Linked DNA regions of Homo sapiens: region 2 is linked to region 1. The links are chromatin loops, found by intact Hi-C in ENCODE. Cell type or tissue: PC-3. All regions are shown on one strand. Each heading gives the region's core, and the rest is flanking DNA. Links, peaks and the distances in the headings are about the cores only. Region 1 overlaps WDFY3 (WD repeat and FYVE domain containing 3). Region 2 holds the start of CDS1 (CDP-diacylglycerol synthase 1).

Region 1 (16,626 bases), core at 8,367-16,366:
CTGCCATAAAAATCTTTCATGTAGCTGAAACTTGTATCTAAATTAATGCTTAATCGTGATATATTAAATATTCCTTAAGATTAATTATAGGGGAAAATAATGTGAGAGGAGAGGAAAATGAGAATGCCAGTTTTTTGGTTTTTTTTTAGGACTTGCAATGTAATCAAAATCTATTTTCCTATTTAATGTATAAAATAACCACTTGATGTCTTTTGGTTTCTTTTTCACTTTTTAAATTTTTTTTATTTTTTAGAGATTGGGTCTTGTTATGTGGTCCAGGCTAGACTTAAGCTCCTGGGCTCAAGCAGTCCTCCCATCTCAGCCTCCTGAGTAGCTGAGATGCCTTTTGATTTCTTAGAGCTCAAAACATTGTTTAATCTTACAATTTTATTTAGAATTTCTATAAAGAAAAATCAGCACGATCTCCTAATTAAGCCATTCTAATTAAGCCAATCTTTCAGAAATGTGGCAGTTTCATTAATGAGGGCAAAGAAAACAATAATTTTACAGACTCTAAAATGGAGAAATGAGTTGTCAAATCATAGTGCCTCCACTTATGCCACATTGTGACTTTTTTTTTTATTATTATACTTCAAGTTTTAGGGTACATGTGCACAATGTGCAGGTTAGTTACATATGTATACATGTGACATGCTGGTGTGCTGCACCCACTAATTCGTCATCTAGCATTAGGTATATCTCCCAATGCTATCCCTCCCCCCTCCCCCCACCCCAGAACAGTCCCCAGAGTGTGATGTTCCCCTTCCTATGTCCATGTGTTCTCATTATTCAGTTCCCACCTATGAGTGAGAATATGCAGTGTTTGGTTTTTTGTTCTTGCGATAGTTTACTGAGAATGATGATTTCCAGTTTCATCCATGTCCCTACAAAGGACATGAACTCATCATTTTTTATGGCTGCATAGTATTCTATGGTGTATATGTGCCACATTTTCTTAATCCAGTCTATCATTGTTGGACATTTGGGTTGGTTCCAAGTCTTTGCTATTGTGAATAGTGCCGCAATAAACATATGTGTGCATGTGTCTTTATAGCAGCATGATTTATATTCCTTTGGGTATATACCCAGTAATGGGATGGCCGGGTCAAATGGTATTTCTAGTTCTAGATCCCTGAGGAATCACCACACTGACTTCCACAATGGTTGAACTAGTTTACAGTCCCACCAACAGTGTAAAAGTGTTCCTATTTCTCCACGTCCTCTCCAGCACCTGTTGTTTCCTGACTTTTTAATGATTGCCATTCTAACTGGTGTGAGATGATATCTCATTGTGGTTTTGATTTGCATTTCTCTGATGGCCAGTGATGGTGAGCATTTTTTCATGTGATTTTTGGCTGCATAAATGCCTTCTTTTGAGAAGTGTCTGTTCATGTCCTTTGCCCACTTTTTGATGGGGTTGTTTGTTTTTTTCTTGTAAATTTGTTTGAGTTCGTTGTAGATTCTGGATATTAGCCCTTAGTCAGATGAGTAGGTTGTGAAAATTTTCTCCCATTTTGTGGGTTGCCTGTTCATTCTGATGGTAGTTTCCTTTGCTGTGCAGAAGCTCTTTAGTTTAATTAGATCCCATTTGTCAATTTTGGCTTTTGTTGCCATTGCTTTTGGTGTTTTAGACATGAAGTCATAATGGTAAAGGGATCAATTCAACAAGAAGAGCTAACTATCCTAAATATATATGCACCCAATACAGGAGCACCCAGATTCATAAAGCAAGTCCTGAGTGACCTACAAAGAGACTTAGACTCCCACACATTTATAATGGGAGACTTTAACACCCCACTGTCAACATTAGACAGATCAAGGAGACAGGAAGTCAACAAGGATACCCAGGAATTGAACTCAGCTCTGCACCAAGCAGACCTAATAGACATCTACAGAACTCTCCACCCCAAATCAACAGAATATACATTTTTTTCAGCAACACACCACACCTATTCCAAAATTGACCACATAGTTGGAAGTAAAGCTGTCCTCAGCAAATGTAAAAGAACAGAAATTATAACAAACTATCTCTCAGACCACAGTGCAATCAAACTAGAACTCAGGATTAAGAAACTCACTCAAAACCGCTCAACTACATGGAAACTGAACAACCTGCTCCTGAATGACTACTGTGTACATAACGAAATGAAGGCAGAAATAAACATGTTCTTTGAAACCAACGAGAACAAAGACACAACATACCAGAATCTCTGGGACACATTCAAAGCAGTGTGTAGAGGGAAATTTATAGCACTAAATGCCCACAAGAGAAAGCAGGAAAGATCCAAAATTGACACCCTAACATCACAATTAAAAGAACTAGAAAAGCAAGAGCAAACACATTCAAAAGCTAGCAGAAGGCAAGAAATAACTAAAATCAGAGCAGAACTGAAGGAAATAGAGACACAAAAAACCCTTCAAAAAATTAATGAATCCAGGAGCTGGTTTTTTGAAAGGATCAACAAAATTGATAGACCGCTAGCAAGACTAATAAAGAAAAAAAGAGAGAAGAATCAAATAGATGCAATAAAAAATGATAAAGGGGATATCACCACCAATCCCACAGAAATACAAGCTACCATCAGAGAATACTACAAACAACCTCTACACAAATAAACTAGAAAATCTAGAAGAAATGGATAAATTCCTTGACACATACACTCTCCCAAGACTAAACCAGGAAAAAGTTGAATCTCTGAATAGACCAATAACAGGATCTGAAATTGTGGCAATAATCAATAGCTTACCAACCAAAAAGAGTCCAGGACCAGATGGATTCACAGCTGAATTCTACCAGAGGTACAAGGAGGAGCTGGTACCATTCCTTCTGAAACTATTCCAATCAATAGAAAAAGAGGGAATCCTCCCTAACTCATTTTATGAGGCCAGCATCATCCTGATACCAAAGCCGGGCAGAGACACAACCAAAAAAGAGAACTTTAGACCAATATCCTTGATGAACATTGATGCAAAAATCCTCAATAAAATACTGGCAAACCGAATCCAGCAGCACATCAAAAAGCTTATCCACCATGATCAGGTGGGCTTCATCCCTGGGATGCAAGGCTGGTTCAATATATGCAAATCAATAAATGTCATCCAGCATATAAACAGAACCAAAGACAAAAACCACATGATTATCTCAATAGATGCAGAAAAAGCCTTTGACAAAATTCAACAACCCTTCAGGCTAAAAACTCTCAATAAATTAGGTGTTGATGGGACGTATCTCAAAATAATAAGAGCTATCTATGACAAACCCACAGCCAATATCATACTGAATGGGCAAAAACTGGAAGCATTCCCTTTGAAAACTGGCACAAGACAGGGATGCCCTCTCTCACCACTCCTATTCAACATAGTGTTGGAAGTTCTGGCCAGGGCAATTAGGCAGGAGAAGGAAATAAAGGTATTCAATTAGGAAAAGAGGAAGTCAAATTGTCCCTGTTTGCAGACGACATGATTGTATATCTAGAAAACCCCATTGTCTCAGCCCAAAATCTCCTTAAGCTGATAAGCAACTTCAGCAAAGTCTCAGGATACAAAATCAATGTACAAAAATCACAAGCATTCTTATACACCAATAACAGACAAACAGAGAGCCAAATCATGAGTGAACTCCCATTCACAATTGCTTCAAAGAGAATAAAATACCTAGGAATCCACCTTACAAGGGATGTGAAGGACCTCTTCAAGGAGAACTACAAACCACTGCTCAAGGAAATAAAAGAGGATACAAACAAATGGAAGAACATTCCATGCTCATGGGTAGGAAGAATCAATATCATGAAAATGGTCATACTGCCCAAGGTAATTTATCGATTCAATGCCATCCCCATCAAGCTACCAATGGCTTTCTTCACAGAATTGGAAAAAACTACTTTAAAATTCATATGGAACCAAAAAAGAGCCCGCATCCCCAAGTCAATCCTAAGCCAAAAGAACAAAGCTGGAGGCATCACCCTACCTGATTTCAAACTCTACTGCAAGGCTACAGTAACCAAAACAGCAAGGTACTGGTGCCAAAACAGAGATATAGATCAATGGAACAGAACACAGCCCTCAGAAATAACGCCGCATATCTACAACTATCTGATCTTTGACAAACCTGAGAAAAACAAGCAATGGGGAAAGGATTCCCTGTTCAATAAATGGTGCTGGGAAAACTGCCTAGCCATATGTAGAAAGCTGAAACTGGATCCCTTGCTTACACCTTATACAAAAATCAATTCAAGATGGATTAAAGACTTAAACGTTAGACCTAAAACCATAAAAACCCTAGGAGAAAACCTAGGCATTACCATTCAGGACATAGGCACGGGCAAGGACTTCATGTCTAAAACACATTGTGACTTTGAACAAATCATGTTTTCTATGTTGTAAAAATGATAATAGTAATTTCTGCCTCACATGTTCATTGTGATTAAGGAATGATATGGGAAAGAGTTTTTTAAATTGCTATATAATTTTTTTATTAATTAGAAGAGCATACTTTGGAGTTAATCACGTCACACTGAGGAATTGGTTAGGATAAAATATTTTGAAAGCAACCTAGACATAAATTTTTCCTTTATTATATAAAATAGCAGTTGTAATATGTACTTTGCTGCACTCCAGAAAAAAAGAAGTTGAAAAAAATATGGATATCTTTGCTGAGTGCAGTCTCTCATGCCTGTAATCTTAGTGCTTTGGGAGGCTAAGACGGGAGCATCATTTGACACTAGGAGTTTGAGACCAGCCTGAGCAACATAGCAAGACCTTGTCTCTACCAAAAAATTTTTTTAATTAGCCAGGCATGGTTGCATGTGCCTGTAGTGCTAGCTACTGGGGAAGCTGAGGCGGGAGGATCCTTTGAGTCCAGGAGTTTGAGGTTAAGTGAGCTACGATCATGCCACTGTACTCCAGCCTGGGCAACAGAGTGAACCCTCAGATCTTAAAGAATAAATAATAAATGCAAATATCTATTTGAAATACAAATTGCTTCAGACCGAAATCAGTTCCTCATCTATTAGTTGCTATTCACAAAAGTTTCCATTGAAAATTTGACAAACATTCACTGTGTACTGAGTACTTCCCTAGGTATGAGGTGAACCACATGCTTAGGGTGTATCCTGAGTTTCATTATAAAACAGAGGAAACAAGATTGATGGAAACACTGATGCCATAAGCTACATTAGTAAGAACTGATTATCTCCTTAAAAAGCTGGGTTTCTAGAGGGAATTCTGGATGTTAAGTTCAGCCAGTGGATAGCTGCAGCCACAACGGGCTTGGATTTACCATCCCACTGCCCAGCAGCTTTCCAACAGATTACAGATCATGTTGTGAGTAAAGATTGTTTTACTTACTCATTTAGTCTTGTCTCTAAATTCATAGGTAATTTAAGGTTAACTAGTTTTTCATGATTTTCAGGACAATGAAATATATTAACTACATTATAGCAAGTTACAAAAATTAGCTGGGGGTGGTAGCTCATGTCTGTAGTCCCAGCTACTCAGGAGGCTGAGGTGGGAGGACTGCTTTGACCCTAGGAGGTGGAGATTGCAGTGAGCCAATATCATGGCACTGCACTCCAGCCTGGGCAACAAAGCAAAACTGTGTCTCAAAAAAATAAAAATATATCATAACAAGGATATTTTTAAGTTATGTTTTTGTAGCATTCTAAATTTTGGCTGTATTTTGGATTTCACTTTTTTCTTAGGGAACTACAAGAACACTAGAGCTCTTCTGAGGTCTTTCATTTAATAAGTAGAACTTACAGCACCTTAAGAAGGATTTTCAAACTCCCTTGTATCTTATTGTCTCAACTGTGTTTCAAAACCTATATCCTAATAGACAGGTTTGCTAAAGTCAAACAAATTGTAAAGTAAAACTTTTAACTGAAGATTAATTCAACAGTTGAATACTTAATTGCCTATAGTAGTATGAATGTTCTGGATAGAAATGTTAACACATACTGAATTACTTCCTTCTTTGTTAATGCAGCATGTTTATCAGTTGCTGATTTTGCACTTACTGTTATATTCCTCTTCTCTTAGGATTCAACGTGGGCAGAAGTGCTGGTGGGAGATCGACGGTCAGGGAGATTAACCGAGATGCTTGTCATTTTCCTGGTTTTCCAGTCCTTCAGTCATTCCTTCCTAAACACACTAATGTCCCTGCCCTCTATTTTCTCCTCATGGCCTTGTTTCTGCAGCAGCCAGTTAGTGAGCTGCCTGAGAACCTGCAGGTCAGTGTGCCTGTCATCAGCTGCCGGAGTAAGCAGGGTTGCCAGGTAGGAATTATCTAGCAAGGGGTGCGTGAAATTACGTATTCCAAAGAATCACCGTAGGATAATGGATAATCACTGTAAAACCAACTGTCAATTCCATCACTTTCCCCACATTTAAGGTTTGATTTGGGACAGAAAAATCTGAAAATACCACAGAAAATTTTCCCAAAAAGTCCTTTGTCCCTATTTACAATTTTTTCCTATATGATAACTCTGTATATTATAGATGCATAAAGACTCTGGATGATATTTAATGGTGATCTAAAGAACTCTTTTGTTATATGATTTATTTTATTTTATTTTATTTTATTTTATTTTATTTTATTTTATTTTATTTTATTTGTGAGACAGAGTCTTACTCTGTCACCCAGGCTAGAGTGCAGTGGCATGATCTCAGCTGATTGAAAATTCCACCTCCCGGGTTCAAGCGATTCTCCCACCTCAGTCTCCTGAGTAGCTGAAACTACAGTCAGGCGCTACCCCGCTGGGCTAATTTTTGTATTTTTAGTAGAGACAGGGTCTCACCATGTTGGCCTAGCTGGTCTTGAACTCCTGACCTCAGGTGATCCACCTGCCTCAGCCTCCCAAAGTGCTGGGATTACAGGCGCGAGCCACTGTGTCCAGCCTGTCATGTGATTGATTTCTGCAGAATTAAAAATGAAAGGAGTGGCTTATATACCATAAATTAAATATCACTCCTCGAGTGGGTATGACAGGATTCTCAGTGCAAATTCGGATTAGGAAAAAAAAATTACTTAATGATAGATAGCATCCACATTGGGAAAATAGTAAGACTTTACTTGACTTCTAATTGAAGACTGTTAAAGATGTCTGTATATAGCTTATGTTTGTGGCACTGTAGGAATTTAGCTTTTAGACTCAACTACACTTCCATCCTAATGCCAAATGCTATTCAAATCAATTCTAGTAGTTGACAAAATCTTTTAAGTGTAAACACTTGAGTCTGTGCCCTTAGATTAAATTAAGATACAGATTCATGCCTAGCACAGTTGTATTGGTTATGCAATTTTTCAATATCCATGGTGCCATAGTCATAAAGTTTATATATAAAACTGCTATTAATAAGTCTTAAATTAATTTTATTTTATCAGATTTATCTGTAAGTAATCTAAAATTAAAATACTGCTGAGAATGGGAAAGAAGTGAGCTTAATGTGCTTTGTTTAAAAGATCTTGCTTAAATTTATTTGTTCTATAATTTTATCTCTTGGCTAATTAACATGTATTTTATTTTTATATTCTTTAGGAAAAAGGTAGAAAGCAATGTTTTTAACATAGGTACCTAAGGCAGAATGCAGAATGATACACAGTATTCAATTTTTTATATCTATAAAAATGAGTTTTAAAATGTAGGATGGAAGGGTACTAGTTCTTTATGTCTATATCATTGGTTACTTTTAAAAACAACAAAAAACTAGTTTCAAAGAAATTTTAGCCTATTAGAACTTATGAGGGTCTCTACTGAAAAATTAGTGGTGGCTAATATTTGCTCCCTTTCACCTCTGCAGTTTGATTTGGATTCCATTTGGACATTCATCTTTGGAGTTCCTGCCTCCAGCGGAACTGTGGTCTCTTCTATCCATAACGTATGCACAGAAGCTGTTTTTTTATTATTGGGAATGCTCCGCAGCATGCTGACTTCAGTAAGTTCACTCAAATGCCCAGGCCTATTGAGAATTCCTCCTGCCTAGGATACTTTTTTGTAAATAGAGGAATTTTTTGGTAACATAACTACTTTATTTACTGCATGATCTCTGGAACTTCAGACTCTTATGTTAGACAAAATTATATCTAACGTAAGAACAGACTGTGTAGTTGTTAAGACCGTGCACTCTGGAGCCCTACCTGGGTTAAAATCTCACCTCTGGTACTTCCAATCTATTATCCTCAGTTATGTGCCTCAGTTTCCTGGTGTTTAAAATGCCGACAATAATAGCATGCATCTCTTAGGGTATTTGTGAGGAATTAATAAGATAGTGTATACACATAAAGCACTTATAAACATGGCTGATACATAATAAGTGCTTCGTAAGTATTAACTTATTAATGTAATAAAATATATAATAATGAGTACATATATAATGAGTACATATTTGTAGTATATGTTATTACAATAATATGTTATTTCAACTTTTAAAGTCACTTTCATTTAGAGGTCAGAAATGTTAACAATACAAGTTTCATTTGATTTTGTTTTTGCTTTTGTTCTGCTCTAATTATGTCTAACTTAGAGATGAAGAATTGAAAGAGTAAAAGACAGAACTGATGTTCCTGTTGATCTGACAGGAATACTGTGAATAATGACCAGATTTGTTTATACAATTTAGGATTGTGTTGTAACAGGAAATATTAACTTGACTCCTTGAATTACATGTACCTGACAAATCTAATTTCAGTCAAAACTATTGTTGTATCATCTAAGAACAGAACATTACCATTAAATGTATTAATTTAGAATGTTTTAGGAGTCTCGTTTTGGTGCCTATTCATAAACAACTATAAAGACATAAGAAAAGTTTTTTAAAAGATACTCTCTGGGCAGGTATCAGAAGATATACATTGTTCAAATATACAGTATTCATTTTTTTATCATCATCATTGTTGTATTACATAATGCTTAAGAGTGAGGCTCAGAAAGGTGAAGTAACTTCCCTACCTTTTATCTTACTCCTAACTTAGCATGATGCACGATGGGGCAACATTAATGGTAATACAGCCACTTTGGTACCACCAACACTCATGGTAATAATAATGAATAATCAAAACCACTGATTCTAGTTAGCAGACCTGCGATTAATCTAATGATTAGACAATGATCCTATCAGTTTCTAAGGGGATTTTTTGTTTTAGCTAGTTTCTAAATTTCTTTGCATGTGTGTATACATGTGTGTTTGCTCATATGTGTGGTTTACAGAGTTCTGGACCATCAATATATCCAGTTTCATAAGAATACTGAGTAATGGATTTTTAAAATAATTTATAGCAGTGTCAATAACTGTAACATAGTGTTTCCTCTCATGTCCCCATAACAGCCTTGGCAATCAGAAGAAGAGGGATCTTGGCTCCGAGAATATCCTGTGACCCTGATGCAGTTCTTCAGATATTTGTATCACAACGTGCCAGACCTTGCCTCCATGTGGATGAGCCCTGACTTCCTGTGTGCATTAGCAGCCACCGTCTTCCCCTTCAATATTCGCCCTTACTCAGAGATGGTAGGAAAGGGGGAGGAAAATGTCAGAACTGGAATTAGAATGTCAGAACTGGAATTAGTCTGTTTCAATGGTTAGCAGATTTTTTTTGACAGTCTTTTAAGTTTCTGACCAAGTTACAGTTTCATAACTTTATACATCACCTCTTGCATTATTGTCCGGTGTCCCCAGCTCCCCACAGTTTCCTTCTGCTTTCTCCTAAAATCACAGTGAACTCTACTTCCTTTTCTCATTCACCATATTCTTGTAAGTCCCTTGTTAGTAATTTCCCTTTTCAAGTAGTTGATTCATTTATTTTACGCGATGCCAGCTGTGTAGTTGTAAAATGTTCTTTTCCATTAAGATAACTCTAGTCTGACCAAATTTATTTATTTTTTATTTTAGGAAGTAGGTATTTGCTGGATTTAACTTTTGCCAATAAATTATAGGGTTGAAAGCAAATGTTGGTCCTTTCTTCCGCCTGACTTTTCTTTTTTCATTAAAGTTTTATTTTGCTTATTTTGTACTAACTTAAAAACTATTAGATTATAATCACATATAGTATAGATACTCTTTTGTTCTTTAAAATAAGCCCAAAAATGCTGCCTGGTTTCCTGCTTTGAAAATGTATTCACGTGGAAATTCACTGAAGCACATTTTTGCAGAGGGCTTGCAGGATAGTTTCATAACTTTAGAGTCTAAATACTATTCATTACAGTAACTAATAGTTCAGTTGACATAAATATTGGTGACTTTTCAAAACGAATGAACTACTGTAGTTTACACAAAACCATATAGCAGGGGCTTATCACTTACTTTTGCACGTTGATGTTGATTAGCTAATAAACTGTAAACATAAAACAGGTTTAAAAATAAATAGATAAAACACACCCAAAAGATAGTTATTCCTCCATAGTACTTCAAAATTTCATGATGTTTCTTCATATTTCCACCATATACTCTAGGACCTGGGATAAATGACCTTCTTTATACTAATTTTTCTCCATGTATAAAGGTACAATACTTATTCTAAAATGGTGGGGATTTTTAGGAGAAAGGCAAATGTGACACATGACCTTAATACCTTGGCTTGTTTATAATTTTAGAATCCTTATTTTTGGTTTAAAAAAAAAAGACCTTCAATAATATATCAATATCTTTTCCTTGTCAGCATCTTTTTTTTTTTTTTTGAGACGGGGTTTCGCTCTTGTCATCCCGGCTGGAGTGCAATGGTGGCACGATCTCGGCTCACTGCAACCTCCACGTCCCAAGTTCAAGCGATTCTCCTGTGATTCTACTGCCTCACCCTCCTGAGTAGCTGAGATTACAGGCATGGACCACTACGCCTGGCCAATTTTTTTGTATTTTTAATAGAGATGGGGTTTCGCCATGTTGGCCAGGCTAGTCTCGAACTCCTGATCTCAGGTGATCTGCCTATGTCGGCCTCCCAAAGTGCTGGGATTACAGGCGTGAGCCACTGTGCCTGGCCATCAGCATCTTATAATTTGTTTGCTAGTCTCGCTCTGTCACTTGGTTCAAAATTGGCACCAATATTGTTGTTTTTTTTTTAAATTTATTTGGGGTTTTTTTAACCTATAATAAATGGATCACCCCTTACATGCTACCATTATGCCAGATTTTTATGTGAAATTCTGTGACATTTGACTTCACAGTAGGGGTAGAGTTCAAATATGGAAACATATTTATTCTAATTTTATTATTCCATATATTTTAAGTGCAGTTAGCCACAATAGACATACAATTCAACTTAAAGGTGACGTATTGTTAGTGGTCAGTCAGAAACACCATATGTTGCGTAACCATGACATATGGTGCCAGATTACTACCTTGAAAGGAAGGGTCGAGTAAAGCAGAGTGAAATAATGTGCTGAATAGCTTAATAGGTGGAAAATGCTGCTGCTCCAGTTTTATTTTTAGGAAACACAGAAGTAAAAATGTCAGAGTCTAATGTGATTACCGTATCTTTCCACTTGATTTTACTAGGTGACTGACCTTGATGATGAAGTTGGATCTCCAGCAGAAGAGTTTAAAGCGTTTGCAGCAGACACAGGGATGAACAGGAGCCAATCAGAGTACTGCAATGTGGGCACCAAGACATATCTGACCAATCACCCGGCTAAAAAGTTCGTTTTTGACTTCATGCGGGTCTTAATCATAGACAACCTCTGTCTCACTCCTGCCAGCAAGCAAACTCCACTAATTGATCTTTTGTTGGAGGTAAAGAAAAAGAAACGCATTTACATCTCTTTTGCATTACTTTTTAAATTAGAACATTAGTAACCAAACAAGTTCTATAACAAGGATTTCTAATTCCTCTTGTTTATGTGTAGGCAGAACATGTTATAGGCTGTGGAAAGTTCTTAATCCCACATGTGCTTTAAACCCTATCAGTTTGTTCTTTTCCTTCCCTCAAGGATGTCTCTAATTCAGTCCTTTATCATCCTTTCTCTAAGAGCTGGCGAACTTCTTCTGTAAAAAGCCAAATAGTAAATATTTTAAGCTTGTGGGCCATACGGTCTCTGTCACATCTGTTCAAGTATGTTGTAGCTAGAAAGCAGCCATGGACAATACGTAAGAGAATGAGCATGGCAGTGTTCTGATAAAACTTTATCTACAGAAACAGCACAGGCTGGATTTGGCCCACAGGCCATAGTGTGCCAACCCCTTCCCTGGACATTAACAGTGCCTAGTGGCATTGTCTTCTTACCTTATAATTTCCTACATCAATTTCTCTTACCTGTCATTGCCAGGTATTACTGTTGTCAGTGTCCTGTGCAACTTAAGACATGGTGCATTGTACAGAACAGGTGCCCAGGATGTACTTGTTAAATTCCCCAAGGCAGCAAACTTCTAGGTTGGCTGCCTGCCCATTCTCCTGACAATTGATATGAATCAACTGATGCATCAGAAAATGAGAGTGGCTCTAAGCCTTTAAGTGACCTCATTGCTGCCTCTAGAAATTAGCTATCCCAGAAAAGCATTAAAAAATGTTTACCTAGAAAAGTCTGAAGATATCACAGAGAGAAAATTTAATACAATGTAATTAGTTGCATATACATTAATGTTCTTTTGACCAATTCATATAAATAAGGTCAAACAGTCCATGCCAGGGGCTCTGAAAATAACATGTTTTATGAAAGAGTAAATCTGTGGAGAAGACTGCTTTTCTCCCTGAGGAACTGCACTGTCTCTCAGCAGTTTGACAGCTGAACCTGAGATTTTTTTTTTTTGTGCTCCCTCTAGTGGCTAGTACAGTTAACTTATAAATAGAAACCTGAAAACCACATGTTTATCTTATTCATGCGAAAGTATCTCAATTTGGTCAATTTTTTTTAAAATCACTAATGTAATTAGGGTACCAGTTATGCTAAGCATTTAACCAGGATGACAGTGTTTAATAATGGCAGGAGAATAATTGGTTTCCTCACTAATGCATGTGGTAGAATTAAAAAGCAGGCCCAATGGAACGTCTCCCCTTTGGAAACTTTAAAAAGCTCTAAGAGAGATGACCAGTATCTTACTGTATAGGGTAAAAATTTGAAGCATTTTATGAAAAAGTGAAATAGTTTATTGGAAAATAATAGGATAAAGTCCAGAAGAGATGTGTGCAAGAAAGCATAACTGATCAAAAAAGGAAAATACATACATGAAAGATATGGAATGACTGGAAACATACAGTGATAGCATTTTCAAGCTTCTGGTACCTGAATAGCTAATTAATTACCCATATTTAAATTGTATAATTGCCCTTTATTTTTGTTTTCTATATTTTTTAGTAGGAAGAATTTGATATATAATAACATGTATTAACCTTGAAGTAAGGTTCTCTTTGTTGTGGGCATGAATTTGCCCTACGGTAGAATAGTGCTTCAATATACTAGCGAGTAGGAGTACAGTTCAGGGAAAAGCAGGGGGTGTCAGGATTGAAGCTTCCAGATAGATTATAAACTGCTTAGAGAACAACTTTCATGTGTTCCTTCATCTCTCACAACTTTTAGCACAGTGCCTTGGTGTATTCTGTCAGTACAGTAAGTCCTCACTTAACGTCATTGATAAGTTCTTGGTAGCTGCAACTTTAAGCAAAATGATGTGTAACAAAACTAAATTTTTTTCCTCGTCAACCTTATAATAAAACTAGGTTGAAGGAAATGATGTTATTTGAGGACCTGCTGTACATTGTTTCACTTAAAGTTGCAGTTGCCAGGAGCCTGTCAATGACATTAAGTAAGGCTTAGTGTATTTTTGAATCATTTAACTATTAACTTCATCCCTGGAAATTCCCAAACAGGAAGATAGGATACTATCTAATAAAGAACATAGAAATTTACTTTTAAATATTTTGAGTATCTTTAATATACATATGCAGAATACATATACAAAAAAAATTATATTAATGAAATATTAACATTCTATGTCTTCCAATGGTGTAACAGAATAAATTATAAACATATGATTTTGAAAATTATGATTATGAAGTCTTTATCCATGAAGAGATTCAAGAAGAAAATTAGGTTGAGCATGGTGGCTCATGCCTGTAATCCCAACACTTTCTTTGGGAGGTCAAGGCAGAAGGATTGCTTAAAGTTAGGAGTTCAAGACCAACCCGGGCAACAGGTGAAATCCCATCTTTACAAAAAAATTAGCCATAGCCAGTGTTGTGGTGCGTGCCTGTATCCTACCTACTGGAGGCTAAGGTGGAAGGATCGCTTGAGCCCAGGTGTTCAAAGTTGCAGTGAGCCGTAATTACACCACTGCATTCCAATGCATTCCAGCCTGGGTGTCAGAGTGAGACCCTGTCTCAAAAAAAAAAAAAGAGAGAGAGAATTATCTTACATATTTACCATTTACCTTTGTGAAGGAAGGGGCTTGAACATCTGAGTCCAGTAAATGTGAACCAGAGCATCTTCAGTCCTATGAGTGTTAGAATTTCATCATAAAAGTATCTACTTACTTGATTATACCTACAAAAGAACATGTAAAATTATCTTCATTAGCAGTAAAATTCATTAGCATAAAAGTAGGAGATTCCCATTCATATAGACTGGCTTTAGTGTGACTGAGGCCAAATACAAGGGAAGTAGTGTGGTGTGGCAGAAAGCTAGAGCATGGGTTTGAGAGTAAGAAGTGCCTGGGTTTAAATTCTGGCCCTGTTGTTTATTATATAAGCATTTTCATCTTCCCAAGCTAAATTCATTCTCTAGAGAATGATATTATTTACCATCTCTCTTACAAGATTATTGTGAGGATTAAATATATGTACATCACCCAACAAAAAGTATTCTGAGGAATTACATGTGTGCTGGATATAGCTGTGTGGCCTTGACCAAGTTCAATTCTCTTCACATCTATACAATTTACACATCTGTAAAATGATATAAAAGTGAACCTCTCTCTGAGAATTATTGTGAAAACTAAATAAGATTTAATATTCATAACACAGTGCCCAACACTTAAACATACTCAAAAAATTGACTACGTGGCCTGTGTTGGCTTCTACAAGGGTGCCTGGAGACTCTTCTCCTAGCTCCTGTTTATCAGTGCCCTGTGCTGTCACCACCAGACTTCTCATGAAGAGCCAAATGAATTTGCTGCAAATAAATACCGTGGCAATGGGAAGAAAGTGCATGAGAACAGCTCAAACAGATTTGTGTATACCTGGAGGTAAAGATAATGAAACTGAGAGGGTGCTGACTTGGAGTGCGTGTTAGTCCAAGCTCACACTACTAATAAAGACATACCCGAGACTGGGTATGTCTTCATAAAGGAAAATTTATAAAAATTTTCCTTTATATAAATTTTATAAATTTATAAAAATAAAAATTTATAAAGGAAAGAGGTTTAATTGACTCATAATTCAGCATGGCTGGGGATGCCTCAGGAAACTTACAGTCATGGCAGAAGGGGAAGCAAACACATCCATCTTCACATGGTGGCAGCAAGGACAAGTGCAGAATGAAGTAGGGGAAAACCCCCTTATAAAACCATCAGATCTCATGAGAACTCACTCACTATCACAAGAACAGCATGAGAGTAACCACCCCCATGATTTAATTACCTTCCACTGTGTCCCTCTCATGACTTGTGGGGATTATGGGAGCTACAATTCAAGATGAGATTTGGTAGGGGATACAGCCAACATAAGCACATTGCTATGGTCTGAGGAGTTCACTGGACTCTATGCCAACCATCTTCTACAAGAGCTCCCCATTGTCATACATCAGAGTGAAACCCACCCTGAGGAACTACAGGGAAACAAGCAAAAAACAATGGCAAATTGGGCAAAGAGAGCACCACAAAGTAACTCAGAGAGGAAAAATCAGTCAACAGGCAGACTACAGTCAGAATCAGGAGTCTCAAAATCCTATCTTTAAAGGCTTCCAGCCCATTACAGAAACAGGACAGAATTCCAAAGGCCTTCCTTCCATAGCCACTGTGCTGTCTACCCATGGGCAGCAGATGCGTAAGGGCTGTCTGGCCTGTGTGTGGGACACAAAGATCCTGGGTAGTGTCCCCAAGACCTTAAAAAGGAGACTGATGGATATGTTGACTGGCTTTGCTGTTTTCACCAGGAAAACAGATCTGACCACCAGAGTCCAGAGCAGATCACCGTGCCTGTCCTGCCTTCATTCTGGTTGTCTGGTGGGCCAACCAGTCTTATCTAAAAGAGTGATGAAGAGATTGTAGCCCACACTTTGCAGATTTGCTCTTGTGCTTTTAACTTTCATAAGGAGATTTTAGTAGAGTGGGGAGAGTATGACATAACTGGTGAAGCCATGGGCTTTGGCTTCACAGAAACTGAGATTTGAATCCTAGTTGTGACTTGACCAAGTGACTTACTCTCTCTAAGCCTCAATTATTTCTAAAATGGGGATGTTAGTATCTATTTCAAGGGTATTTTCCTGACTATATGAGATAATGTATATATATAAGCCCTGTGTCTGGCACAAAACAGTAGTCCAGTGAATTGTTTAAAAAGAAAAAGAACACCTCCGAGACAATAATGCATGCTTTCATAAAATGTTAAGTCCTTGAAAAGTTAGACTGCTATACATCTCAGTAAGAACATCAAACTAGGCCACTAGGACCAGTAACAAGTGTAAATTCTGGGTCCTCATCATTCGTGTAACA
Region 2 (16,626 bases), core at 4,748-12,747, 170 kb after region 1:
AAAGTTTATTTGAAAATAATAATGTATTTATGAAAGAAGCTGCACACATCTCAAATGGAGGAGAGACGTTAACTGATCTCTGGATTGTTTTCTCCTCAACTTCACAAACCAAAATCCCTAAGTAGCAGCCCCATGCACAAACACACAGGGATCTTACCTGAAAGCACACTATTCCACGTGTGCTCCCCTTGACTGGCCACAGCCTCAATGTGCACCCTCTTTTCTCCCACTTCAGGGTCTAGCAAGTGAAGGAAATCAGAATATTTCACCCCAAATTATACTTCTTTGACATATTTTGAGATGGCTGTTCAGAGGGCCTGCAAACAAACAGCCCTGCAAAGCTGTCTTTTGTGAGGTAGATTTGTGTCTGTAGAGAAAATCTGCATTGATGCAACCTGGCCTTCTCTGAAGGTTCTCTCTTGTCTGGATCTAGGAAAGACTAACTGAGAGTCTGACACTTTTAAAGGTCTGAAAGAAATATTCACCATCTATTCTCTCTGAGGGCTCCTCCCTATGAGGTTTCATCTACATGACAGGACCACCTTTGCCTCAAGATGGTATATAAGCTTCTGAGCCTCTTGGGGTTCAGGTAATCACTCTGTCTCCCTCCTCCCACCCCACACGTTAATAAACTTGTATGCCATTTCTCCGATTAATCTACCTGTTGTCAGTTTTTTCTGGCAAGTCTTCAGAGGGCAGAGGGGAAGTTCTCCCTTGGTCTCTACATAAGTCATGTCTTAGCTCTTTCTGTTTCAATACTCATTCCCACTCAACCCATTAGATCTTCACCAGCCCACTTCCCTGCCGACCTGAATCTGTGGTCATCCACTTCAATCTTGGCTTCACTGACTCTCTAATTCCCTACATCCTGGACCTCTGGCACTCCCCAGGCCTAAATCACTCCCATTGCTTTTCTTATTCTCAGCTATTAAATGGGGATATTCCTAACACACAGTCACACAACACTGAACGTGACTGGAACACATCTGAACTGTCATTTTTGGGAAGTGTGATAGGAAATGACCAAAAGGTAACTATTATAAAACTATACAGAATTATTAAACTCAGTGAAGATTCAACTGAATACAAATTTATTGTTTAAAATTTAATTGTATATATACCAAATTATATATAAATATATACAAATACAAATATATATGAATTGAGTTAAACCAAGTTGTTTCTAAGATCCCTTGAAGCTCATTGGTTCTGAGTTCCTACTTTACTAACTGAAGGCATCCAACATTTGATCTTCTCCTTTCTGCTTTTCAAAATGTTCCTGTATCCACTCTTCATTCCGTCTTTCTTTTCTTAAGGAAAAGACATGCATCCCTCTTTTCTTTCCTTGGATATCCCAATAATCCATAGTCTCTACCCCATGTTTGCTTTCTTTTTCCTAGGGCCTACCCATTGTCTTCAACATCTTTACTCATTTGACTTTCATACAAATATATATCTCCCCTCCTCTGAAAAGAAAAATCTTCATTAATCCTCCTGTCTCTCTAGTTGCCATCCTGTATTCCTTTCACTGCCACTTTATAACAATAACTACCAACATTTCACCTCTCAATTTCCTCAACCTAAACTTGCTTCTACTTAGATCTTTTGCTAAACTCCACGTTCTATCTCAGCCCTTATTCCTAAGTACTACTGATGATGTCCTCTAAGCCAGGGGTCCCCAACCCCCAGGCCACAGACCAGTACCGGCCTGTTAGGAACTGGGCCTGTTGGGAACCCGGCTGCAGAGCAGGTGAGTGGTCTGCGAGTGAAGCTTCCTCTGTATTTACAGCCACACCCCATCACTCGCATTACCACCGAGCGCTGCCTCCTGTCAGATCAACAGCAGCATTAGATCCTCACAGGAGCTTGAACCCTGTTGTGAACTGCACATGCGAGGGATCTAGGCTGCATGTTCCTTATGAGAATCTAAGGCCTGATGATCTGTCACTGTCTCCCATCACCCCCAGGTGGGACTGTATAGTTGCAGGATAACAAGCTCAGGGCTCCCATGGATTTTATATTATGGTGAGTTGTATAATTATTTCATTATATATTACAATGTAATAATAATAGAAATAAAGTGCACAATAAATGTAATGTACCTGAATCATCCTGAAACCATCCCCCCAACCCATCCGTGGAAAAAAGTGTCTTCCACAAAACTGATCCCTGGTGCCAAAAAATTTGGGGACCACTGCTCTAAGCAATGCCTCCTCCTTTTGCTCTCAGGACCTTCATTATCTCTTCCTCTGTATCTGCAACCCTGTGCCTAGAATGCTGATTCAAGAAAAAACCCAACACGTCCTTTGCCTAGAACACCCTACCCAAACCCTTGTAAACCTGGTGAGTCCCAGGAATCTTTTCATTCCCAGCTCAATCCTCATCCACTGTTTAGAGCTTTTCCTACAGTCTCCAGGTAGACGCCAAGCATGCCCTCTATGCTAACAATGAGCCTTGTACAGACTTCCAATAAATCTAACTCATATATGTCTCCTGCAGGGTTCCTTGAAGATGTCCCTTGTCATTTTTCAAGTACCACTCCAACATTTAACACTTGGGAACATTCCTCTGCAGGTAAGAAGTATTTTTTTCACTTGCTAATTATCTGGAGTACAGAGCCTTCTCTCAGCATAAGTCACCAGTCCGGAACAAAGGGAGTGTCATGTTAATAACACCATTATTAAAAGACTACAAAATGGCAATGCATGGGAGTGTATTATAATAGCAGAATATAATGTACCTCCTTCACTTCTTTCACTAATTCCCCAAGAGTTTTGCCTTTACTGCAACTGAACAGGGAAGGCCCTTAATGAGTTTGAATTGACCAAATATTAACCAGCCTCCAGTGTGCAAACTGATTTTAAAATAGCCCTTGACCTGGAAATACAGGTGTATTCAAATACACACCCTGATAAGAAAGGACAGACAGGGATAGAGTTCAATATCTATCAGCTTGCCAAGTCAAAAGTTCCTCATGATAAACTCTAAAAGTAGAGCAGTATTTTAGATATGGTTTGAATATGTTCATCCTTGTCTAAGAAATCTTGACAAAACAGGTTACATATAGCAAAGTCTACTTTCAGAAAACAAAATCCAGCTGGACATGTGTCAATAAAAACCAACAGTACTGCATTGATAAATAAATAAATATGCAGCGAGGTAACCTAGTCACAGATAGCTAGAGACAACAGTTCTAATGAGTCAAATCACACTACAGAAGTAGTTTCCATTTTAAATACATTATGGTGTTAAAAAAAGAAAAAACTTAATTCCGAAGGTATTTTATGCATGGCTTCCTGAACATCTTTTCTCTTAACAAAAGCTTGTTAGCTTTGTCGAGTTAAGGAAGTCAGCATAGAGAAGCTGGTATTTCCTTGATGCTAAACTATACCAGTGCTAAAAACAAAACAAAACAAATCCCAACCTAATTAATTCTATTTTGGGTCTAGTTTCCAAGGCAGTTTTCACAAAGACTATTCTCAGCCCACTGTTCCTAGTTTTGTAACTTCAACCTTCAGTAGCTGGAAATTGTTATATTTTGGGTAATTCCTTGACACTTATGTTTTATTACAGACTCATTTTATTCTACTTACTATCAAGGGTAAGGGGAAAAGTGTCACTACATTGATTCCATTGATTCTAAAGTTTTAGTACTAAGAATCACGTTTACGTTTATTTCGTGATATCATGTGATATGTTCCTATTAGGGCTTTGTAATTTGGGTTACATCAAACTCATCAACATCAACTTTCAGGTGGAATCCTCCCCAAATCAGAACTGCCAGCCAGTCTCAGCAACCACATAAACCAGAAGAAAAGGAATCAGGAAACTTAGATTCTAGTTTCAAGAGCCACGAACTTGACCTTGGGCAATCCACCTCACTTCTGTAATTCAAACTGCAATGCCTGCTTCCAAAGTATGCTTCTAGAAACAGTTTACGTGTTTTGGGTTTCTCAAATAAAATGGAATTTTCTAAACAGACGGTTTGATACAACAATCTATTCTCTGGTCCAATTTCCCAAACCATCCAGTCCATAAGATCATAAAACTGCATTTCTTCACAAGTTCTTACTTGCACCACTATATTACCAAACACGCCCGAATTCCTTTTCTAGCTTTAAACAGATAGTAATATCGCATCTACTTATTCTTAAATGTGAAAGAAGAGTAATCTATAGAAAAGGAAGTGAAAAGTCTTCATGAATTAACGTCGGGTTATATGAAATCTACTGGTAGACAGAAGAATTGCACTGTCTGTCGTGTACTCAAAAGAAGCTGGAAGATTACTATTATGTCACGTGCATGATACTCTAAAACCTCCAAAATCTATCATACTGAAAAAGGATGGAGAAAATGTAAGTGCATATGGGGCAGCGCGAGAAGCCAAGCCTCCCGCGTCAGGATCCGATGAAATGATACAGCCGACGGTGGCACGTCTCTAGTCCTTACTAACTTTGTTCCCTCTACTGAAAAGAGAGGTGAGGTGGCAGCTACTAACTGCACTGCAGCCCCTAGGAGGACAGGTTCCCTCCTGATTCCAGCGTCGGCCCCAGATCCTGAAGAAGGGACCGGAAGAGGATGAAGCTAAACTGTAAGCCGGGTTGAGTGGCCCATTTCTCCCGGGCAGCGGCCGCGGTCATCCTGGGAACCTCACCGCCACTGGGATCCCGGGTCCCGACCCCCTCTGGAGAAGGAGGAAGCAGTGCCAGGCAGGGAGGAAGGTGCACCGGCAGCGTGCAGCCTCACCTGACGCTGGACGGGCCCCACCCTTGCTCTCAAGTGTCCCGCTTCCAACCAGGACCCAGCCAGGGCGCGGCGTCCGCCTCTCTCGGCTCCACTTACTTTGTCGCTGGTGCTCTCGGTTTCGTGGTCGCCGCCGGCCGCCTCTCCCTCGCGGTGTGGCGGCGACACCGCTTCCCTGGGGCCGGGGCAGCTTCCCCGGTGCCTCAGCTCCAACATCTTCCGCTCCCGCGCTGCCGTGGCGGCCTCCTCAAGCACCCCGAAACCTGAGCTGCAAGCAGGGTTCTGCAGGCGGGGCGCCCCGCCACCTCGCAGCCGCGCCCTGGAGTCCCGCGGAGCCGCAGCCACTAACGCGGCCCCACCATAGAGCGGCCGCCGCGCCGGTCACCTCCAAAACGGCATCAACGAGAGAGCGCTCGAGGCCGCCTGCAGCGAGCGCGGCTCCGGCGGAGGTCCCGGGCAGGCTCCGGGCGCCAGGCGCGAGCAGAGAAGGCGGAGACGCGGCCTCCGGTTGCCAGGTGCGCGTCTCCACGCAGAGGCCCAGGTAGGAGGAGGAGAAGGGGCGGGGAGAAAAGGAGGACGCTTGACCCGCTTTAGCGCGGCTCTGGGCTCCCGCCGCCGCGCAGGCCCCTCCCGCCCCGCCCCCCGGAGCCGGACTCGGAGCCGGCTTGTCCCGGCCCCGCACACTTCTCCCTGCCCGGGCCTCCCGCACCAGGTCTCGCGCCGCAGGCCCCGCCCCTCTGCGCTGCACTGCGGTTCCCACAGCCCCGCCTCCCCGTGAGGTGACGTCAGGAGCCCGGCCCGCGACCCCGCCCCCGCCTCTGCGTGCTGGCAGGTGGGGGCCTGAGAAAAGGTGGGAGCGGTGGGGCGGGAGGAGGCTGAGGAGCTGGGAGGCGGAGGCGGGGCCAGCGCGGGCTGGAAGTGAGCGTTGAGAACTTGCAGGCTAGTCCCTGGGCCGCTGCGAGGGCTGGAGGAGCTACTCAAAGACGCCCGCTAAATGTTAACAGCGCTCAACACTGCTGCTTCAAACGCCTCCCCGGCCTTGTCAGCTTGACACGCGCGGCGGGTCGGAGGCTCACTGGACCAGAAACTTGTCTGGCAGGACGGACTGGTTGGCCCCGCGGCATTCCAGCCCAGTGTCATCACCTTGAAAACAGGAGATGCTTTTGCCTCACTGGGCGTCCAGAGGTGCGTCGGCCAACAATTCCGATCACAACCGCAGCGCCGTCTCCCAGAAACTCAGTACTGAATCTCACAAAGGTCACCACCTAGGATCCCAACACAGTGTGAGATGCTATGGGACGCCGTTGCCCTCCAGCTAGTCTCTGAGCAGTGGTGGACCTTGGGCTGCCAAAGCGGGAACAGGAAGGGCACAAGATCTGCATTAATTCTAGTCTTAATCCTGTTAGAAGGTGATTAGTTTTCTTGACATGTATCCGCCACCCGGTCATTACTGACAAGCTAACAAATGAAAAAAAGAGAGAAACAAAGAGAAAAAAGAAAAAAGGCGGGCCTTCACACAGGACAAGGTTCAGGAGAGCACCCTTATAGAAATAGATCAACTATGTAAATTCCTCAAGGTCTTTACTGACACGGTAAAAGTAAGTAAAGTGTTGAAAATTTACTAACAAATGAGCAAAACCAAAAGTCAAATTAGGATGCATTGAAAAGCAGAACACAAAGACATCATTTTACCTCACCAAACAGATCTTTGAAGCTGTGCGGTTAGTTTGGGTTGCACGTTTTCAAAAGGATGTCGAGAAACCATAATTTGTTCCTTATGGGGTGGATAACTGAAATGACAGAGAAGATTTGAAAATAAGTCCCTACTGAACAGAGAACTATGGGGTGACTACATTAATAAATTGTCCAATTGTTTGGAGGATCGGAAATGAAGGAGTGCTTGATAGTGAAGAAGATAATCAGAATAATGGCTGAAGCCAGTAGTAGGGTTTCCATCTCTGGCTACTACCCTACCCTGCATAAAGGATTAGAAGTGCTCCATTCTAACTCTCTGGAAGTCAAGAAGCCTGAGTTCTAGTGCTGCCAATGCCACTAATTGCATGGCCTTGGTAAGTTATTAACCCTCAGTGTCCTCAGCTGTAAACGGATAGTAAGGATGGCCTCTGTGGTCCCTTTTAGCTCTTAGACGATCAGAATCCAGCCTTTGCTTTCCCCCATGGTCCAAGAAAAGGAGACCTACTACACAAGGTACCTGAACAACTTCCTGTTTCCCCTTTGCCTAGTCCTCTCATGGCCTCTTTGACTTTTTCCCTTTGCTGCAGGAGGAAAAAAGAGAGTGAGAGGAGTGACAGAGGGGAACAACAGAGGACAGTAGTGCGTGATAGAAGAAACAGTATTCCCCAACCCAGGAAAAGTGGGACCAATGCAAAGACTGCCAAAATAGAATGTGAGGTTCTACTTACCTCACCTTCCTTAAGCTCTGCTCCTTCTTGTGTTTTAGCTAAGAGAGCAATTTCTTTCAATCTTCTTCATTATAGCTATTACCACTAGTTGAGTGAATAGACTGAGTCCAGACAGCAGAAACTGGCTTATTCATCTTTACAGGTCTAGCTCTTTCCACAGTGCCAAAAACCACCCTTCTATAGGTAACAATGTTTGCTGAAGAGGTGAATGAAGAAATGATGGGATGGCAAAGGTATAGCACAACAAGGGAAATTTATACAGTCATATGTTGTTTAACAGTGGGGATACATTCTTAGAAATGCATCATTGGGCAACATCACAGGGTATACTAAACCTAGATGGCATAGCCTACTGCACACCCAGGCTACATGGTATAGCCTATTACTTAGACAACTGTAACACAATGGTAAGTATTTGTGTATCTAAACATAGAAAAGGTACTATAAAAATATGGTATTATAATCTTATAGGCTACAGTGGTATATGTGGTCCATTGTTGACTGAAACATTGTTATGCAACCCATGAATGTATAGTATTTATGGTTTCTTCATTTAAAGTCTATTTTAGACTTACATAGACACTTTTCTTCATTTTCACTTTATATCAGAGAGAAGTTGATTTTAATACTTATTAAAAGTGGTTGTAGTAATGACTTTATTTTACTTAAGATACTGTACAATATACTCAACCACAACTGGCTTACGGAACTCTGTGTTCTCAGACTTTTTCTATGTCTTTTTTCTAATTTTTCCTTTTTCTTTCTTTTTTATTTTTATCTTTCGTTTTCATTCAGGGAACTTATGTTCTCTAAATTTATTGTATTTGTGTTTGGTAACACAAAATCTGGCGTGTAATGGTTTCTAAGGCTTTACCTGTTAATTTTTCTTGTATTTATCCTGCTGAAGGGCTTCATGGAAACCCTAAGCATATGCATGGGCCTAATCACGTAGTACAACCCAGCCAGCACTTCTTGGATTGATTTTAAGATTTTCCAGCCGGGCGTGGTGGCTCACATCTGTAATTCCAGCACTTTAGGAGGCTGATGCATGAATGTCTCTTGAGCCCAGAAGTTCAAGACCAGCCTGGGCAACATATGGAGACCCCATCTCTACACAAAAATTTAAAAATTAGCTGGGCATGGTGGCGTGTGCCTGTAGTCCCAGCTACTTGGAAAGCTGAGGCGGGTGGATTGCTTGGGCCTGGGAGTTCGAGGCCTCTGTGACCCCTGTTCACTCTACTGCACTCTAGCCTGGGTGACAGAGTGAGACCCTATCTCAAAAAAATTAAAAAAAAAATTTTAAAAAAAATTTTTTTTCACCTTCTAACTCCTAATGAGGAATTTGCTAGAGAGATGAGAGAGAGTGCTAACGTTATTGCTTATATGGTTTTTATTTTAGATTACTGTTTACCTTCTCTTTTGCTGGAAGTAATAAGAGCATAAGATGCAGAGACGTTGCCTGAAGTAGTGAGAGTAGATGAAGCAGTTTGTTACCACTCTTCCCTGAATACCCTCAGAATGTTCCCAGACTGATAAACATGCCCCTCTGGGGTGGGAATGTGAATCTGAGCTGCTTTTCACATCAGAGGCTCAAAGGTGCCCTGCTGGAATGTCCCCAGCTTGCCAGGGGCGGAAGAAATCTTCCTCAGCCAAGCGTTTCCAGTTGCTTAGATACCCAAGTAACAGCTTTTGTCGCTTGACCTATCTTTCTCTGTTGCCCTCTGTCAGCTTTGTTTATAAGTTAGAGGTAGGAATTTCTGATTTAGGCCACCAGAGAAACATTTTATGGGAAAATCTTGAAAAACAACTTATATTTACATTTTTATTTTTAATGGAATTGCACGGGAAAATAATGGTGTACTATCAAGTATTGTAGTGAGAGAGTATCAGAGGAGAGAGTGCTATGGTGTAGTTAGAAGTATGGAGTTTCTATACCAAGAACCCTGGGTTTGAGTCATAGCTTGAACCTAGCTTGAATCATAGCTTGAATCTAGCTGTGACCTAATTTGCTTTCAGCAACATTTTCATCAAACACAGCTGAAGCTATATCCTAAATGACATGTTCCTTCATAATTTAAGTAATAATTCTTTACATAACACTTTACAAAGCACTTTCGCATGCATTATTTCATTTCTTCTACTCAACAATCTACAAGCTAGGCATAACAAATATTACTCCTGTTTTACAAGGAAGAAAACCTGAGGCTTAGATGTAAAGGGTTAGAAAGGAAAGCTAAGTTTTTATACTTAGTATAAGTATAAAACTTATATTAAGTTTTATACTTCAAAATCTGCCTGGTCCATGATGTAGTACAAATATATAGCAGCAGAAACAAGCAACTTCTAAAGCTGGGGGTGGGGGTTAGTTTGTTATAACAGGCACATAAATTCTGAAGCTAGCCTGAGTTCAAATCCCAGCTCTGCCACCTACTGGCCTTAGGCAATTAGCTTCAGTGTCCTTGTGCAAAATTAGGATAAGGTAATATTTTCTTCCTAGGATTCTTATGAAGACTAAACTGGTTAATATATGTAAAATACTTAGAATAGTGTCTGGCCATCGTGAAGCACCACACAAGTGTTACTTATTACTATCATTCATATTATTGAAAGCTACATTTCTTGAGGAGAACAATATTTGACTTCTAAATTCGCTAAACTGCAACACCCCAGAGGACTGTGAAGAAATAAGGATATGCTGATATTGCTTTGGTGAGGTAGGTAGAAATTATGAAATGGGGTAGAGAGACTTTGCAAACAAGTACAAAGAAATCAGCCTACCCAATTAGTTAATTTGTGCCTTATCCTTCTGAGGTAGTACAATTAATGAATTTGGCATTCCCCATTATTAACTGAAATCAGTTACTACTCTTCTACCTTGTATATAATATGACGACTGTGGAATTCCTTCCATTTCTAGGTTCTTCACTGAATCCTAGTAGCTCTAAGCAAATTAAATTTTGTTTTAATTTCTTTGTAAAGTAGGCAACATATTTCTTCTATAATTTTATAAATTGTGCTTTTAAAAATGGGTATATGTGAGCTTTTTATACTGTATGGTTCAAGTATTTTGTTATTGTTGAATATGGCTATATATATGTGTGTGTGTGTATATATATATATATATATATATATATATATATATATATTTAGAGGATATCATTTGGAGAAGTGGAAGAGATTGGTAACTGTCTTTAGAAGGGCCGAATCACTGATTTGCCTCAAACTATGTCAGTTATCCCTCTTCAACAAATTGCAGAAATCCAGAGGTATCAGTTAAAGCATGCGGCAAAAAACACTGATTCTGGTTGAGTTGGGCAGACAAGGAACTTATTGAAAGGATGTTAAGAAGTTCACAGAACTCTTGGAAGAACTGAAGAACACAGCATAGAAAACTGGGAGAAACAAGGAATTTCAAGCAACAGTCAGGATTACAGTCAAAATTATTCCTAAAACCTCAATTGAGGCCACCATTGCTAGATCCACTGGAACAGGACATGACAGCTTGCTCTGTCACTGAGGTAGGCACCAGTCACTGGTTGCCACAGTTGCAATTGCTAATCCTTTCTTACTTAGGTTTTTTTCTTCGCAAACTCTTTATTATTAATAATAGTTTAATAGGAGGAATCATATTCTGGTAAAATGCAATAATAGCCTAAGATTTCTGTGAAAAGAGCCTTGCTAATCAGATAAATAAAAGTTTTAGTTTATATCTTTTACAAGAGATAAACACTATACTTCTCCTCTAAGACATCCTACTTATTTATGTTTTAACTCCTCTAAAATCACAGTGTGTCTTACAATTGATGCAATAAGAAATAGTTTTATTGGCCATTTTATTTTTCTTCACAGTACATAAAATATGGTGCATTTTAAAAATGATTTAATTGAGTCTATGAAGTACAACACTCTAAAGATTATTGTTAGGAAGATCACATATCTTGGATTTTTCCAGATAGTCCCAATTATATGTACTTTTTTCTTTCAGTGAAGAGTATTTATTAAATATGTAACTATATATGTTTTTTTATTTTGAAAACTTTTTCACATCTATATATTCTCATAGCAAAAAAAAATTTCCTAGACTATATGAGGCCTCATTTTTTGTTTGAAAAATATAGTCAATAATATGTTTTAAAAATTATTTCACTGGTGAATGTATTTTATTCCTGAAAATTAAAAAAGACTTTTAAAGTTTACATATTTTTGGTGATACCTATTGTTTGTTGCAATTGTCTCTTTTCTCATAGTTTGATTTACTAAAAAATATTTTTGTCGTATTTTCAGAAATGTCATTGATTTGCCCCCCAAATTATACTAATATCCCAAATTATTGTGGAGATTAATTTCCCCTTAACAATAATAATTTATGCATTTTACCATTTAGCATTTGATGCATTTTTATGCATTTAACTGGGAGGAGTTGGTGAATGGGAGTAGTAAAGACTGTGGCCTCCAGACAGTTGGGAAAATCCTAGAACAGGAAATCTATTAGAGTGTCTTTGGTTGGACCAGGACTGGTTGTTAACCTAAGATGCTTAAGAAAGACCTAATACAGCAGTGGTGTTCTTTTGTTTTGTGTTTTTGTTAACAAACTGGGCTTCAGCAACATACCATGCAGAGTGTAAGTTCTGTACTATTGCTTTTAAAGAACAAATGCCACAATGATTTACTTCGATTAGGTTTTGCCAAGTTATTTCCAGAACATCTTATTCAAGGACACTTTGAGATTTCATAAGGCAAAGCTTTGCATTACCTTACTTGCAAAGCAAATTTAGACAAATTTGGTGATCTTGTTAAGAGAATAAGTGAACAGTATTGATCTGTATATATGTAGATTAAACCAATTTTTCAGAACTGTGGAATCCTTGACAAATATTTATTTATTTTTATTTTTTTTTCTTTTTTTTTAGAGACAGTGTCTCACTCTGTCACCCAGGCTGGAGTGCAGTGGTACAATCATAGCTCACTGCAACCTCAAACTCCTGGGATCAAGGGATCCTTCTGCTTAAGCCTCCCTAGTAGCTAGTACTACAGGCAGGTACCACCATGCCAGGCTAACCTATTTATTTATTTATTTATTTGTAGACAAGAGTCTTGCTATGTTGCTCAGGCTGGTCTCGAACTCCTGATCTCAAGTGATCCTCCTGATTGTTAACATACCAGTGTTGGGAAAAATTGATTTGGAAATGAGCAAAAGAAATTTCTGGCTATTCTTACAGTGGACCTTAAGCATGCCTAGGGGGCCTGCTAGGCACTATTTGATTTCATAGGGGGATGCACAATTTTTTTTTTATAGATGGAGTCTCACTATGTTGTTCAAGCTGTGGTGCAGTGGCTATTCACAGGCTCAATCATAGTGCACTACAACCTTGAACTCCTCTTGGACTCAAGTGATCTTCCCACCTCAGCTTCTGGAGTAGCTGGACCACAGGTGTGCACCACCATGCCCAGCTGGGGATGCACCTTTGATTGTCTTTGATCAAATAGGCTGTTTTACAACTCTGTTGGAATAAAAAAAGTGCTTTGTGGAAAACTGATAACCACGTTCTTGTTCATGGCAATGTAAGTGAATTTTGTCTGATAGAGGATATAAATCATTTTAAGTCAGAAACCCATTTGAACTAATTTTAATGTATCTCTAGTTCTCTCATTTGTAAATGCATGAAATCTTTGATATGTGTTCATTTTATATTTGTATAAGATTTGTGATTTTTGCACTTTTGGAAATGATACTTCAGCTATAGTAATAATGCATGTTTGTTTTTATTCGATAAATATTCATCTGCATATGTAACAAATATTTATTGAGTACCTACAATGTCAGAACACAGTGCTAGGCACTATATAGCAGATATATATATGTATATATACACAAATGATACATAAATACACACTAGAGTTAAAAAGTTAAACAATACAGTATTATCTAGAGCATATAACAACATAAAGGTGATTTTCCATCTTTCTGGAAACACTTCTTTCCCTAGAAATAACCACTGTTGTTAACTGTTTGCCAGAGTTTCTTGCAGATCTGTTTCTTATGTAAGTATATATGCACATGCATATATTCTACATAATGTTCTGTGACATAATTTTTTATTTAATATTATGCCTTAAAGCACTTTTTGTGTTTATAAGTACATTCTAATTCTTTAAAATCATTATATATATACATGGTGTGACTGTACCATATTTTACTTAGCCATTTGTACAGCAGACATTTAGGGATTTCCCCGATTTTGTAGTTATTAAAATAACACTGCAATAAACATCCTTGAACATATATTTATGAAACATGTGCAATTCTATAGATACCTAGACATGGAGCAATAGATCAAAGAATACGTGCATTCAATACTTTGATAAATTCTACAAGATTTCCCTCCCAGATGGCTGTACCAATTGCTATATGTTGATTAACTCAGATTCCTATTATAATACCTCTGAGGATGATGTTGGGGTGGAGATAGAAATATGTTAGAATAGATAGAATAGGTTGTGCCACTAACTTCTCTAACTGGTGTGTGGACTTATCCTTTCTTTAATTCTAACACCAACTGCGAGAATTGCTTATTTTAGAACTTCCATTTGAGAAAGCTGAGGCCAAATGCAGGAAATTGCAGTTTTCGCAGTTTTCTTTCATTTCCCCTCACCCGCCTACTCTGCTATCACATGAAGATCCAAGTTACATCAGATCCTTCTCCTCTCCCAGCTCCATTACTTACCAGGAGCCATCTCAGGCAGGCTGGGTTTTACTTTGTGTCTTCGTCCATTCAGGGTGCGGTAAGAAAGTACCATAAACTGGGTGGCTTAAACAACTTATGCTTATTTCTCACAGTTCTGGAGGCTGGGAAATCTGAGATCAATGTTCTGGCAGATCTAGTGTCTGGTGAGGGCCCTCTTCCTGGTTTGCAGATAGCTGCCTTCTCGTTGTACCCTTACAGGGTAGAGAACAGAGAAACAGAGAGGCAGAAAGAGAGAGAGAGAGAGAGAATGAGAAAGAGAGCACTCTCATGTCTGTTCTTCTAAGGGCACTCATCCTGTCATGAGGACTCCACTCTAATAAACTAATTTCCTCCCAAAGGCCCCATCTCCAAATACCATCACACTGGGAATTTTAGGGTTTCAAGATGTGAATTTGGAGGTGACACATTCAGTCCATAGTACTTTGTTTTAGAATTTTCTCTCCAGACATGAGTCTGACAGCACATACCCCTGCTGATGTGGAGGAAGAGTGGTAGACAGTTGTGGCCCCACCCTTTGAAACCAAGGATGCAGCCCTGATGAATCACCTTTGAAGTCATTCTTTCCTTTTCTTGAAGAATAGTTCCTGTTTGCAGTCAAATCGCTCTATCGTAACTGTCCTATAGAATTTAAATCTGACAGCCTTTCTTCATTTTGTCCTGTCTCCATCTTCTTCAGTTCAAACTGACAGTATTTCTGCTGATATAATTCTATAACCTTTGTTATCAAGTGATAGTCTAGCCACACTCTTGGTGTCCTCTTCCAAACATGCCTTCACATATTTTGCAATATGGGCAGGCTGAAGATTTTCCAAATCTTTAAGCTCTGGTTCCTTTTTGCATAACAATTTCTTCTTCAATTCATTTCTCACTTCTTACATTTTACTAAGCAAGAGGAACCAAGACACTCCTGTAGCACTTGGCTTAGAAATCTGCATAGCTAAATATCTAGTTTCATCGCTTCCAAGTTCTGCCTTTCACAAAACACTAGGACACAACTCAGACAATTTCTGTGACATTTTATGACCAGAATCACGTTTCCTCCAGTTTCCAATAATTTATGTTCCTCTTTCCATCTGAGATCTCCTCAGAATGGCCTTTAACACCTGGTATTTCTGCCAACAGTCCCTTCATGACTGTCTAGGTTTTTTTCTAGCATGCACCTCAAAACTCTTCTGACCTCTATCTACCTTGTACCCAGTTTTAAAGCCTCTTCCACATTTTCAAGTATAGTTTGCAACACACCCCATTCTGTATACCAAAATCTGTATTAATTAGCTTGGGCTGCCATCACAAAATACCACAGACTGATGGCATAAACAACAGAAACTTATTTTCTCCCAATTCTGAAGGCTGAAAGTCAAGATCACAGTACCAGCCTGACTGGTTTCTGTTGAGGGCCCTCTTCCTGGCTTGCAGACGGTTGCCTTCTTGCTATGTCCTCACATGGTGGAGAGAAAAGGAGAGCTATCCAGTGACCTTTCTTATAAGGACACTAATCCTATCAGACCATGGCCTTACCCTTATGACCACATGTGACTACAATTACTTCTCATTACAGAACAGAATATTTAAGAGGCTACAAGAAATTGAATCAACATATATTGCTGAGCAGCTGCATGTGGAAAAGGAAGGGTGAGGAATTAAGAAACGTAGGCACGTTTTTGACTTGGGTGGCCAGGTGGCTGGTGTTGTCATTCCTGGAGACTGGGACTACAGGAGGAGAAATAGGGTTGAAGGAAGATGGAAGAGAAAAAATGAGATGCCTAGTAAGTATTAGGCACTATTGGTCATTTTACATATGATATGCTTAATCCCTACCACAAACGTGTAAGGTTAATCTACTGATCATTTAGATGAGGACAAGCAGAGAATCACTTGCCCAAGTTCAAACAAGAATCAGTAGAGAAGTTACATCTGCCACCCAGACCCTACCCTCTCTGCTCCACCCACTGGCTAGCTCTATGTCCATGCTCACACATGGATACTTCAAGGAGCCTGTGACACATCTCAGGCAGGTGGCAGCAGGAAGCCGGCCTTGCTAGTTTTAAGAGCTGTAGATATTTGCTTGCAAACCATTAGCATAAAGACAGTTACAGAAGGGGTCAGAATAAGAAAGTAAGATAATTTCTTCATAATAAGCCAAAATGTAAGGGCCTCAATCATATCCTATCTCATATCAGAAGCATCAGGATGTTTTCCGCATTCTATGAAGCACTTTAATCAGTTATAAGTAGCAATTCGAATTTGGGCAATGAGCTAATAGATAATTTCCTACCAGACGGCTCCATTGAGTGTTTTATAAAAAGTAGCTAGAAATGTGGGATTACCTGTGAATTCCCAACTGTTTTCTGAACACAGTAGCTTCACTTATTCAGAGATGTAAAGATAGGTATTTCAATATTTATTTTTGCAAGGCTCATAATTATTATTGAATATTGTTTTTATTCATAATTTTTAATAGTTTCATCTCTTTCATATTTTAGGAACTATTTCATGCATACTGTTTAAATGCATCATATTTGAATAACCAGGTATCCTAATGTGGAACCTGGGATATTTATTTATTTCACAACTATTCATTGAATTTCTGTTCTGTGCCACATACTATTCTAGGTGTTGATCTATGACAGTTAATCTGACAGACAAAAATCACTTACCCCTTGGAGCTTATATTCTTGGAAAGGTGGAGAGAGGAAAGACAGACCAATAAACAA

The links. Peaks named below come from ENCODE experiments on the same cell type or tissue, not always from the same donor. Only the 100,000 strongest peaks of a DNase experiment are listed, where the experiment ranks them.
Region 2: a loop joins it to region 1, with 6 times the contacts of the local background. A loop is called at or near these places in 6 of 110 quality-filtered maps.

Annotation. Positions count from the first base shown.
Region 1 is chr4:84,746,572-84,763,197 of GRCh38, reverse strand. WDFY3 (WD repeat and FYVE domain containing 3) reads left to right here. Exons shown (of 68, transcript NM_014991.6): 33 at 6,037-6,272; 34 at 7,798-7,932; 35 at 9,322-9,501; 36 at 11,482-11,715. Among named protein-coding and RNA genes, the nearest start is that of WDFY3-AS1, 42 kb to the left of the region's middle. In PC-3, for the core only: a CTCF peak has its summit at 12,736 (motif pointing left); no DNase peak of the experiment used is centred there.
Region 2 is chr4:84,571,735-84,588,360 of GRCh38, reverse strand. It overlaps CDS1 (CDP-diacylglycerol synthase 1), which reads right to left and starts at 5,234. Exons shown (of 13, transcript NM_001263.4): 1 at 4,843-5,234. The coding sequence starts at 4,959. LOC102723338 (a long non-coding RNA gene) reads left to right here and starts at 6,140. Exons shown (of 8, transcript XR_007058460.1): 1 at 6,140-6,812. RefSeq lists silencers at 5,278-5,377, 5,418-5,627 and an enhancer at 4,488-5,441. In PC-3, for the core only: a CTCF peak has its summit at 9,603 (motif pointing left); a DNase peak (open chromatin) is centred at 5,840; H3K4me3 peaks cover 1,721 bases; H3K27ac peaks cover 1,850 bases.